Linked DNA regions of Homo sapiens: regions 1 and 2 are each linked to region 3. Evidence: chromatin contacts called from ENCODE Hi-C or POLR2A ChIA-PET data. All regions are on one chromosome and are shown on one strand. Each heading gives the region's core, a stretch centred on a gene start or an enhancer-like site at or near the end of the contact. The rest is flanking DNA. Distances are from core to core; before and after follow the strand shown. Region 1 has its middle 64 kb from the start of MIR8079. Region 2 has its middle 41 kb from the start of MIR8079. Region 3 holds the start of EPSTI1 (epithelial stromal interaction 1).

What was found. Hi-C counts contacts between places; a loop is a spot of excess contacts on that map. ChIA-PET counts read pairs that join two places held with the same protein, here RNA polymerase II (POLR2A). Pooled maps may share reads with other maps.
Region 1: a loop to region 3 is called in a pooled map, with 5 times the contacts of the local background. The contact joins the enhancer-like site here to the promoter of EPSTI1 in region 3. A Hi-C loop is called at or near these places in 5 of 50 pooled maps. POLR2A ChIA-PET finds 5 or more read pairs at or near these places in 2 of 52 experiments (A673 and activated B cell).
Region 2: a map with no recorded cell type shows a loop between it and region 3 (4-fold over the local background). The contact joins the enhancer-like site here to the promoter of EPSTI1 in region 3. A Hi-C loop is called at or near these places in 1 of 37 single-sample maps with no recorded cell type. POLR2A ChIA-PET finds 5 or more read pairs at or near these places in 1 of 52 experiments (A673).

The regions. Positions count from the first base shown.
Region 1 is chr13:44,258,222-44,261,424 of GRCh38, forward strand. No RefSeq gene overlaps it. Among named protein-coding and RNA genes, the nearest start is that of MIR8079, 64 kb to the left of the region's middle. Within about 2 kb of position 1,575, at least 16 of the 41 ENCODE cell types and tissues checked have a DNase peak (open chromatin) inside an H3K27ac peak, as active enhancers do.
Region 2 is chr13:44,235,793-44,239,207 of GRCh38, forward strand. No RefSeq gene overlaps it. Among named protein-coding and RNA genes, the nearest start is that of MIR8079, 41 kb to the left of the region's middle. Within about 2 kb of position 1,744, at least 26 of the 41 ENCODE cell types and tissues checked have a DNase peak (open chromatin) inside an H3K27ac peak, as active enhancers do.
Region 3 is chr13:42,990,846-42,994,152 of GRCh38, forward strand. It overlaps EPSTI1 (epithelial stromal interaction 1), which reads right to left and starts at 1,396. Exons shown (of 11, transcript NM_033255.5): 1 at 1,133-1,396. The coding sequence starts at 1,320. RefSeq lists enhancers at 1,410-1,529, 1,790-2,029.

The DNA.
Region 1 (3,203 bases), core at 325-2,824, 1.3 Mb after region 3:
ATGTATAGGACAAAACATGATATATATGGGAGAATCTTAATTTTAATAGGGTGACAATGCAACCATCCCTAAGAAAGGAATCATGGCTCTCTTTCATTCCCCTTTGCTAGATACTTACTGCTATGAACTGAAAGTTTTTGTCCAAACCAAAATTCATATGTTGAAATCTTATCACCAAGGTGGTGGTATTAGAAGGTGAGGCCTTTGGGAGGTGATTAGGTCATAAGCGTGGAACCCTCATGAATGAGATTAGTGTCCTTACAAAAGAGGCCCCAGAGAGCCACCTTGCCCCTTCCACCATGTAACGGCACAGCAAGATGGCGCCATCTATGAACCTGGAAACGCACCCTCACCACACACCAAATCTGCTGGTTCCTTGATCTTAGATTTCCCAGCCTCCCTTCTTACCAATACATTTCTGTTGTTTATAAATTACCCACTCTACAGTATTTTGTTATAGTAGACCAAATGGACTGAGAAGGAAATATAAAAAAAAAGTATTGAGGGCTTTAGAAAAGACTTTTGTTTCTTAAAAAATAAAAATCTAGAGCCTAATAAAGAGAAGATTTGCCCTTATGATGCTCATGCAAGGACGGAAACCACCAATAAGCACCCTAAAACCAAGAAGCATGAGGACAAAAGCCAGCAGCATGGAGCATGGCAATGGAGAGGCTGGGAAAGCCTGGAAAGATAACCAAGTCAGCCAACAAACTCCGGGGCCACTTACATCCAGACTTTTTAAGGAAATAAAAAGTGCATTTACGAGTTTATTTACTTATAGTCCTTAGTCAAGTGTTCTGTTCCTAAGTGAAACAGAAAGCGGCCTTGAAGGAAAGGAGCTTAATGACGCTAGATCCAGATCTTGTAGTCAACATTAAAACCCCTCTCTCTGCAGTCTCATGGCGACTGTACCTCATTCTGCCTGATGTTTCCAAGACAGCTGTTTACATAACTTTCTTCTTCCCCTTTTCATAACCACTGCCCCCGCCCCCATGTCACCAATGATAAGAAGGCAGAGAGTTTGTCTGAATCATTTTTGTACCCACCACTTTCCCCCACCCCTGCCTGCTATAGATGACTCATTATACCATTTCTATCTTGAATTGTCATTCCCATTACAGGCAGAGAGGACAAAACACAACCACATGCACACACTTTTACACACACAGAACCATATATGTTTATCGACCTGATACAGGGAAATCAGTGGGCTACGGGTGCTGTCCCCCCATTTGAAATCTAAGCATGCCAAGAAGAAGGCAGAGAGGTGAAAGAAAGTGGAGAGAGATTGAATGAAAGAAACTGAGGAGCAAAGGAAGAGAGAGAGAGAAAGAGAGAAAATAACACCACACAGCAGCAGCTCCAGGGCTTGACATCAGCGAGATTTACTGCACTAATATGCCTAGCTGCCTGCCATAATTAGTTTCTGTAAAAACCCTATCTTCTCGCTCAGATTCAATTAAATCATACGGTGTTTATTCGCAAGATTTCTTATTCCACGATGGGAGGGCTGGCAGGACCCCAAGCTCAGCTCACCCACCTGTTCCTTGCCTGGCACTATTTCTGTATCAGTCACGTTTTCAGGTGGTCAGGCAGCCAGGGGATGAATGGGTGAGTGTTTGTGCTCGGAGATACAGGAAGACACCACACACAGCAGCCAGGGCCCTGAATGATGTCATTTTCTTCATGGCTTAAAAGGAAAACATGCACCAGAAATGGGTACCAGAGTGATAGTGAACCTGGTGTCTGATCCTAACACTGGTTATTTTTAAACCCCCTTGTGTCAAGGAGGCAAAACCAGAGTGATGGTTATTAAAAGTCATTTTAAGAACAGGCTCTAGGCTTGTTAGAGAAAATCCTAACAAACCTAGGCTATAAGATAGCAAAACATCTGATTCAGGGAATTGCTCTGTGTGGGATTTCCTGGTCACTCTCCAGGGGTGACTTGGACGGAATGCACTATATGTGCTGCCCTCCATTGCCCTTGGGGTGAAAAAACAGCCCCTCAAAATGCCACCAGTGTAAGAGATATGCATGTGGGGAGGCTATGGGGAGGAGAAGAGAGTCCTGCTCCTAATGAAAAAACAGATTTCTGCATGACACCACGCTCAGCTGCAAGAGCAGTTTTTTCCTCCTGAAGCTGAAATCAATATTAAATTAAATCTGTGTGCTTTGTCTCCATGAATAACTTTCTAACATTCTACATTGGCCAATCAGAATCCCTTCACCCTTGTCAATTCCACTTGGGTAACTTTTTTTTTTTTTTTACTCTGTTTCTTTGCCACCAAACTGCGTGTTCCCATAGGAAAGACACAGCATAACGCATCAGTTGCTCCTTGCTACTAAACAGTTGGTGGGAAAACTAAAATCTGCAGGGAAGAAGAGTAAGATAATTTTTTAACTCTTCAAGGGCACATTTCCTGTTAACCAGCTCTGTCCCCTGGGACAAGTGTGTTAAATGAATATTGACTTGGGGAAGAATCTGGGATCAAATAGGATTCTGAGCCTGTGAAGATGCTTCTCTCTCCTCATCCCCATGCTGGTGGGTGATTTTTTTAAGGTCTTCATCTTCTAATTCCCCTATTTCAACTGTTTGAATCTTTCTGGGAGACTGATTCTTCATTGAGGCTGCACTTGAGAACATGACATAAAACCATAATTTTAAAAGCACTCTAAGACTTGATACAATGAAATCAACTTAAATGTAATTATTTCTTTCCAGGATATTCTTTTTTTTTTTTTTTTTTTGCCTTTTTAAATCATTGCAGTTCTTTTCTGCTAATCTCTAACATCCCTATTCCATGACCCCCCACCAATAAATCCTAGTTTTGCTTCCTCCTTGGCCTGACTTTTGCTTGTTACCCGGAAGCATAAAAGCATCTCAAGTTTAAAAGACGTGTGGTCAGAAGCAAAGAAAAGACCCACCAAAGATGATGTCAATTAAGTCTAGCAGAAGCATTTCTTTCCATGAAAGCACACAGCCCCTAGCATCTGGGGGGAGAAGCTAACATGGTTGAGTCCCTACTGTATGGCAAGCATCTTCAATTAATCGAGACAACAACTTGCAATGCAGTGGTTATACTTGGTAAGTGAGGAAGCTGATGTTTGGAAAGGTGAAGCAACTTTTAGCCCGGTGACAAGCAAAGACTCAACCCTTGCCAGTAGAATTCCCAAATCTGATATACTGCTTGTATATTGGCAGT
Region 2 (3,415 bases), core at 494-2,993, 1.2 Mb after region 3:
GTGAGGATTCACGATTTAATAGATACACATTATTCATGTGTATGTATGTATATGAAATGATTTAACATATGGAAAGTACTTTGGATGGCGCCTGTTTTTCATAGTGACCCACAGGTGCTACCCACTTACAAAGAATGTCCTGCTAAAAGCAGCCAGCTGTCATCTCTCCTTCCTAAACTTTCTTGCACAACCCTCAAAGAACTTACCTCTTTTAGCCACTCCACTGTGAAAACTAGAGGCTTCAAATAAAAGCTATGCTGAGAATGGCTTTGGCTTCATAAGCACATGACTTGTATGATTGTATAGGGCCTGAGTTTGGTTTGATGCTCACCTGTTGCCATTTAGAAATTATTAATAATTTTTCAACAGAGGCCTGACATTTTTATTTTGCACTGCACCCTACATATTACGCAGCCAATCCTAGCTACACAGGACCAAAAGACTAGCCTAGTGACCTTGGATAAACTACAGTACCCATGCTTCCTTCTGGGTGACTCTGTCCTAGTTCCACGGTATGAGGACAATGATGAGAAAGGTGGATTGATATAGCCATAGATGTAGCCTTGCCAATGAGCAGAGTGGCAGCTTCTTGGATACACAGCAACATTTCCAAGCTACAGGCAGTAAGTTTTCTTTCAGGGGTCTCAGTAGACTCAGGGAAAACTAAAAGAAACTCTGAAAGTGCTTCCCATCCCTCCTCCTCCGCACTGCAATAACAAACTCACTTGCTAATTCATTGTAAAATGATCTGAATTACTCAGAGATGTGGAGAAATCAGCTTGGCTTTCAGCACAGGGAGTGACACCAGAACATCAGCCATTGAAGGGAAATAGAGCACAAGGTCACTCTGGCTGAGGTCTCACAATGGAGACTACTGCAGGGGAATGGGGAGGGTGCAGTGGCTTCAGAAAAGCAGCTGGTACCAGCAACCCTTACAGGTGACAGCCATGGAAGCAAGAGCTTTGGCTCTGGAAAATCTTTCACCAGTGAATGAGGAGGCTGTCCTGTCTAAGTGTCCCTCTGAGACACTCACAAGGAACTGTCTGTTTGGGTGGGAGGAACTGTGGTTGGACTTCCACTAAATTCAGTACTGGGAGTTAGAGGTAGAGTGTGTGGAACACTACTGTAAAGTGTTCCTCCTTTGAGTTTCCAAGATGGAGTGGCCCAAGGAGGAACGGACTTTACCAATGTTCAGTCCCATGGTTCTCATATGTGTGAATGTCTGTGTTTATACAGTGGGTCTGACTTTGACACTGGCAGCCATAACATCACTTCTCCATTCCCAAGTGAGTTCCTGTCATCTTCTGATTCTCCTCTCTGTGGCCCTAAAGTCACCATGTAATTTCCCAATGGTTACTCGCCGTCAGGATGTGTGGATGAAACTTTGGAAAGACTGCTGCAAAGCCGCTTGTCGAGAAACCCATCTATGTGTCCTGGCTCTCAAAATTTCAGTTCCTTTGAACATGCTGGTTCACTTTGTTCTGATTTTAGAATCTGGAAATGCAGAGCAAGACATTTCTAAGCTGGGAATTTGCCATCCTGTTGCAGGAGCACAGCAGCAGCCCCAGAAAAATATTTTTCAAGGCTGCAGAGAAAACAAGGGCTGGAAAAATGTTTGTTTATTGCCAGCTCTCCCCACAGCCGCTTATATAACAGCCTGTGCTGAGACAGGCTGTCCTGCCCAGGCTCAGAATCAAGAGTCACACTCCTTGGGATGATGACAGAGACAATGTGGGAACTACAGGGCTATGGCCTATGACGTCCAGGAAGGAAAACCAAGTGGTGTGTGGTGATTAGTCATTTCACAATGAGGGGATGGCTTCCTGGGGTGTTTTCAAGCTTTTGGGTGGCGGCACAGTCTGCAAGAGGGGGAAAGGCTCTGAGAACAAGATATGACTAAAGAATAGTTTCTCATTTACCATTTTTAAAAATAAAACAATGCACAGCCAATCACGTGTGAGCTGAAGGGTAGAGTCAAATGTTTAGGTATTTTCTGACCTTTCAGATCCATTCAGACTTTCTAAAAGCCACAGACATAAACACCATATCCAAATCTGGAAGCTTAAAAAGTTTGGACAAAATAGTATACATTTTGTTCAACACTTTATTGCAAAGGAAAAAAAAGGAAAGAAGTATACAAAGTTTTTCTTCACAAAACAAACACGAAAAACTAACTCTGCCAGGAAAAAATGTGAAACCCATAGACAGATCATGCTAAGGGTCTAAGGGGACAGCTTGCCTCCCCTACGGCATTACTGAAAAGCAGATGTGATGGGCAGCGTCACAGAGGCCTGTAATCCAGTTAGGTGCAGCAGCCACAGGCAGCCTACACTCTTCCTAAAAGCCTCCCTCTCAGGGAAACCCAGGGCCTCTTGGACTGTTCCAGGCTTTAAGTGCATATCAGAAAAACATTTGCCATATGTTTTAACTTAATTTCTAAGTCAGCGTGGGCCCATTCATTCTCATTCCTTCCATAACAGCCTTCCTGAGTAATTGCCTATTGACTTTGCTGCTTGCTGGTCATACCTGGGTGTGCATCTGTCTTACACCAGACACACCTAACTCTCAGCCTCTGTAGTCACAAATAAGGGTTCTATTTGTTGATTTAGAATGGCAAGTTGAAACTAGCACAGTCTTACACGTAGAAGATACTCAATCAGTATTTTGTTGATGGAGTCACATCTCTATCTCTCTCCTTATTCTTCTAGCTTACTTCCCCCACCCCTACTTTTATTTCTTTCTTCCCCCTCTTTTGTCAAAAGGTTGGGCTTACCAGCAAATCCACTGAATACTTGCTAACCCTCTGATTTACACCACACAAGTAGCACCAGTTTCACAAGACAGAAAAAAACTCACCTTGGGGCCCCAAGGTTGGCCTGGATCTTTGAAAGTGTAGGGTCATGATTTATTTTAGGCAAGTGGAGATCTAAAAAGGAGCAAAGATAACAGGACCCTGCAATTCACCAACTGGATCCTGTATATAAGAACCTTTGTGATTTCTCACCTTGCTAATTTCCTGCCCTCTCTTTCTGCAGGTTCTTCCCCAAACCATCATGGACCAGTTGGACTCTGAGAAGAAAAGTTTCTGATCTTTAGTTCATTCTTCCAACTCTCTAGAAAGCAGGAAAACTGAGAATGAAAAATTCTAAATTACTCAGGACTCATGGGTTGCCAATAGAAGAAATACATCTTAAACTAGCTTAAGCCTGAAAGGGAAATGTATTTGTTCATGTAACTGAACCATAACGAAGGATGGTGGACTGAGGGACCTGAAAACACCCTCAGGACTCCCTCCCTCTCCTTTGTGCTCCTGTCTGATGCCGTCTTCCCAGACCTGCTCACTCTCCATAAGGTGGGGATGTGGCCATCAGCAACGTGTACTTCCCCGAAGCTTGTGACCTGAGTAGATAGGCAT
Region 3 (3,307 bases), core at 146-2,645:
AAAATAAAACCATCTGGACAGTTCCAATTCACAGAGGCAGCACTTCAAAGGCAGTGATGTTGTGATAAACCATACTGTTGAGTTAAAGTTCATTCCATTGGCTAGAAAGAGAGGCTCATGACACTTGCTTAATAAATGTTTCCCGGATACTCACTGCAGTCCCTGAACCAAAGACCAGGAATAAAAGCTACCTATCTGTTCCTGCATAGAGCACATATCAACATCAGGGATGAGAGGTACTATGGTCACTCACCTCCTCACTCTCTCAGCTCCACTCCTCTGGTTGTAAGAGGCTAGTTTATCTGCGAGTCTTGCTGGGACGTAGGCTTGCTCCTACCTAGAGGCAGAATTTGAACCTTCTACCCCATATCACATTTCTTGTTGACCCTTACCTGTTAGTGTCTGATACAGTAATTCCGTTTAGGACACCAAGTTTTGTTTTTCTGTTTTGTTTTGTTTTGAGACAGTCTCGCTCTGTTGCCCAGGCTGGAGTGCAATGGCGCAATTTCCGCTCACTGCAACCTCCGCCTCCCGGGTTCAAGCGATTCTCCTACCTCAGCCTCCCAGGTAGCTGGGACTACAGGCACGTGCCATCACACCCAGCTTATTTTTTATTTTTAGTAAAGACTGGGTTTCACCATGTTGGCCAGGCTGGTTTCGAACTCCTGACCTCAGGTGATCTGCCTGCCTTGGCCTCCCAAAGTGCTGGGATAACAGGCTTGAGCCAACGCGCCTGGCCCAGCACCAAATTTTTAAAAACAGTAAGGGAAAAGTTATTTCCATACTGGTTGGAGTATGAGTTCTGGAGATACCTGGAAAATGACATCTTACTGGATGCCTAGGCAGTTCCGACACACCCATATCTTTCAATCCTGTAGCCAGTCACAAAAATCAGGAAAGTAGTATTCCTGGAAGGAACCGGGCTGGTTATTTACCAAAGGACTGCAAACTAGCCGACTCAATTTATAAGGTGCGGCATGGATACTTTCATTTAAGCAAATGAGCTTTCATTCAGTCAAAATCCCTGTTGTTGGGCCCCTGTGGTTTTAAACTCCAAGGACCAAGGTGCTTGTGAGTGAGTATGTTTGGGGCCCGGGCTCCCGCCCCGAAGCCAGGTTGTTAAAATACTCACCGCCTCTGGCCCGCGTGCACGACGCTCTCCCGCGAAGGGCCCTTAGGGGCTGCCTCCAAACCCTCTCTCTGGTCTTCCACGGGGCTCAGCTCCCCTTGCCGCCCAGAAGGGTCCTGGGGATCCCGGGTCGGGCGGGAGGCAGGGGAGGCGCCGAGCCCGGAGTTCACCACTCTATTGCGGGTGTTCATGGTTCACAGCCCGCGGGTCCCGGGCCGCCGTCGCTGCGGGAGGGATGCGGCTGGGACGCTTAGCGAGTCTCAAGATGGGATTCCAAAGTGCAGAGGCAGCGGTTTTAACAGCTGAGTTTCGGTTTCTCAGAATCAGCAGCAGACTGCGCCCGCCCCAGAGAACTTCCCCACGTATTCTCCACTGAGGCCCCGTCCGACCTTATCGCGGGTTAACAGCCCAGGATGTTGACTTGAGCTGGCTTGGTCGGCTACAGGTGAGACGGTTTAAAGTCTCACAATCACCTTAGAGGTTAATCAGAATAACTGGGATCAGCCACGGACACCTGGTGAGCGATTAGCCCGCAGAGTGACTACAATCCTGAAAGATACTTGAGAAACTGTTTAACAGGCAACTCTAATTTGAGGTTACCGCTGGATATTTGAGACTGTAAAAAATATATTAACCTTAAAATACCAGAGATTAGGTCAATAACTAAAATCATCTCAACAAAATGTCGCCTTTTATCAGTAATGACTGCTGTGTGGCTGTTACCAATGCACATACTTTCAAGTTAGAGGAAATGGAAACTGAAATCAAAAGAAAACAAAAACCTACAAAGCCGGAGAAGTAAGCTAAGGTAGACATGATTCTCCAGGCAGCCTTGCTAAGTAATTGACTAGACATTCGAGAACTATTAAAAATACCTGCTCTGTGCAGAACAGTGTGCAACGGTGATGTGGGGACATTTTAAAATATGGATGTGTAAGGCTCAGTTCCTGTAGGTTCAGGGGTGAGCTCTGGCATTCATATTTTTGAAAAGCTCCCAGATGATTCTGATGTGTGCCAGGGTTGGTCACCAGGGTCACAATGCCGTCTACACAAAGATGAGTGAAGGCTCTTCCCTCATGCTACCTGCATTCTAGGAGTATCCTAGTAGACAGGTAAACAAATGGGAATGCCACTTTGGGATAAATGAAATGACAGGCAGCTGTGGAGGCACAGAGAAACTGGGGATTAGCCCTCTGAGTAATTCAGGAACAGGGACATTTGAGAATGAGCCACCAAAGACATAGGAATTCACCAAGAAGAAGGAGATGCTATGGCAGAGGCTTGTCACTTAAAATGACATGGTGTGTACTTAATTCCAGGGGTTGTCATGTGGCTGGAGCACCCCAGTCCTAGGTCAGCAAGACAGTTAGGAGCTGGACTGTCTTCCTTATATTATTGGTGCTTAGAACAAAAAGACACATACAGGTTTGATAGCTAATGAAAGAATGAAATTGAAGGGTGGGCCAGGGTGGGACAGGAGAGGAGAAAATAATGACAAGGAACATGGTAGGAAAGTCAGTCAGGATTTCTATGCCATCCTAAGACATTAGGGTTTTGTAGAGTAGGCCAGAGTTTCACAAATTTCAGTAAGCATCAGAACCACTTGGAGGAGGGTGCGTTAAAACAGATTTATGGCCAGGCACGGTGGCTCACTCCTGTAATTCCAGTACTTTTGGAGGCCGAGGCAGGAGGATTACCTGGAGATCAGGAGTTGAAGACCAGCCTAGCCAACGTGGCGAAACCCCACCTCCACCTGGGCGACAGAGAGAGACTCCATCTCAAAAATATATATATATAGTTTCTGATTCAGGTCTGGGATGGGGCCCAAGGATTTGCATTTCTAACAAATTTCCAGGTGATACCAATGATGCCAGTCTCAGGATCACCCTTTGGGAACCACTGTTGTAGGCAATGTGGAAGGCACAGGAAGTTTTTCAATAGGGCAGTTACTCAATAATATCTGTTTTACAAAGTTAGCTTCTAACAATGTGAAAACGGAGATTGAAAGATGAAGAGACTGAAATCGGGAAGATAAATTCAGAGCCTAGTTACGTCTAGGTAAGAAATACAGATCTGAGCTAAGGCAACCCAGAAAGTGGGGAGCAAAATCAAGACATTTCACATGGGCCAGGCTCAGTTGCTCATGCCTGTAATCCCAGCACTTTTGGAGGCTGAGGC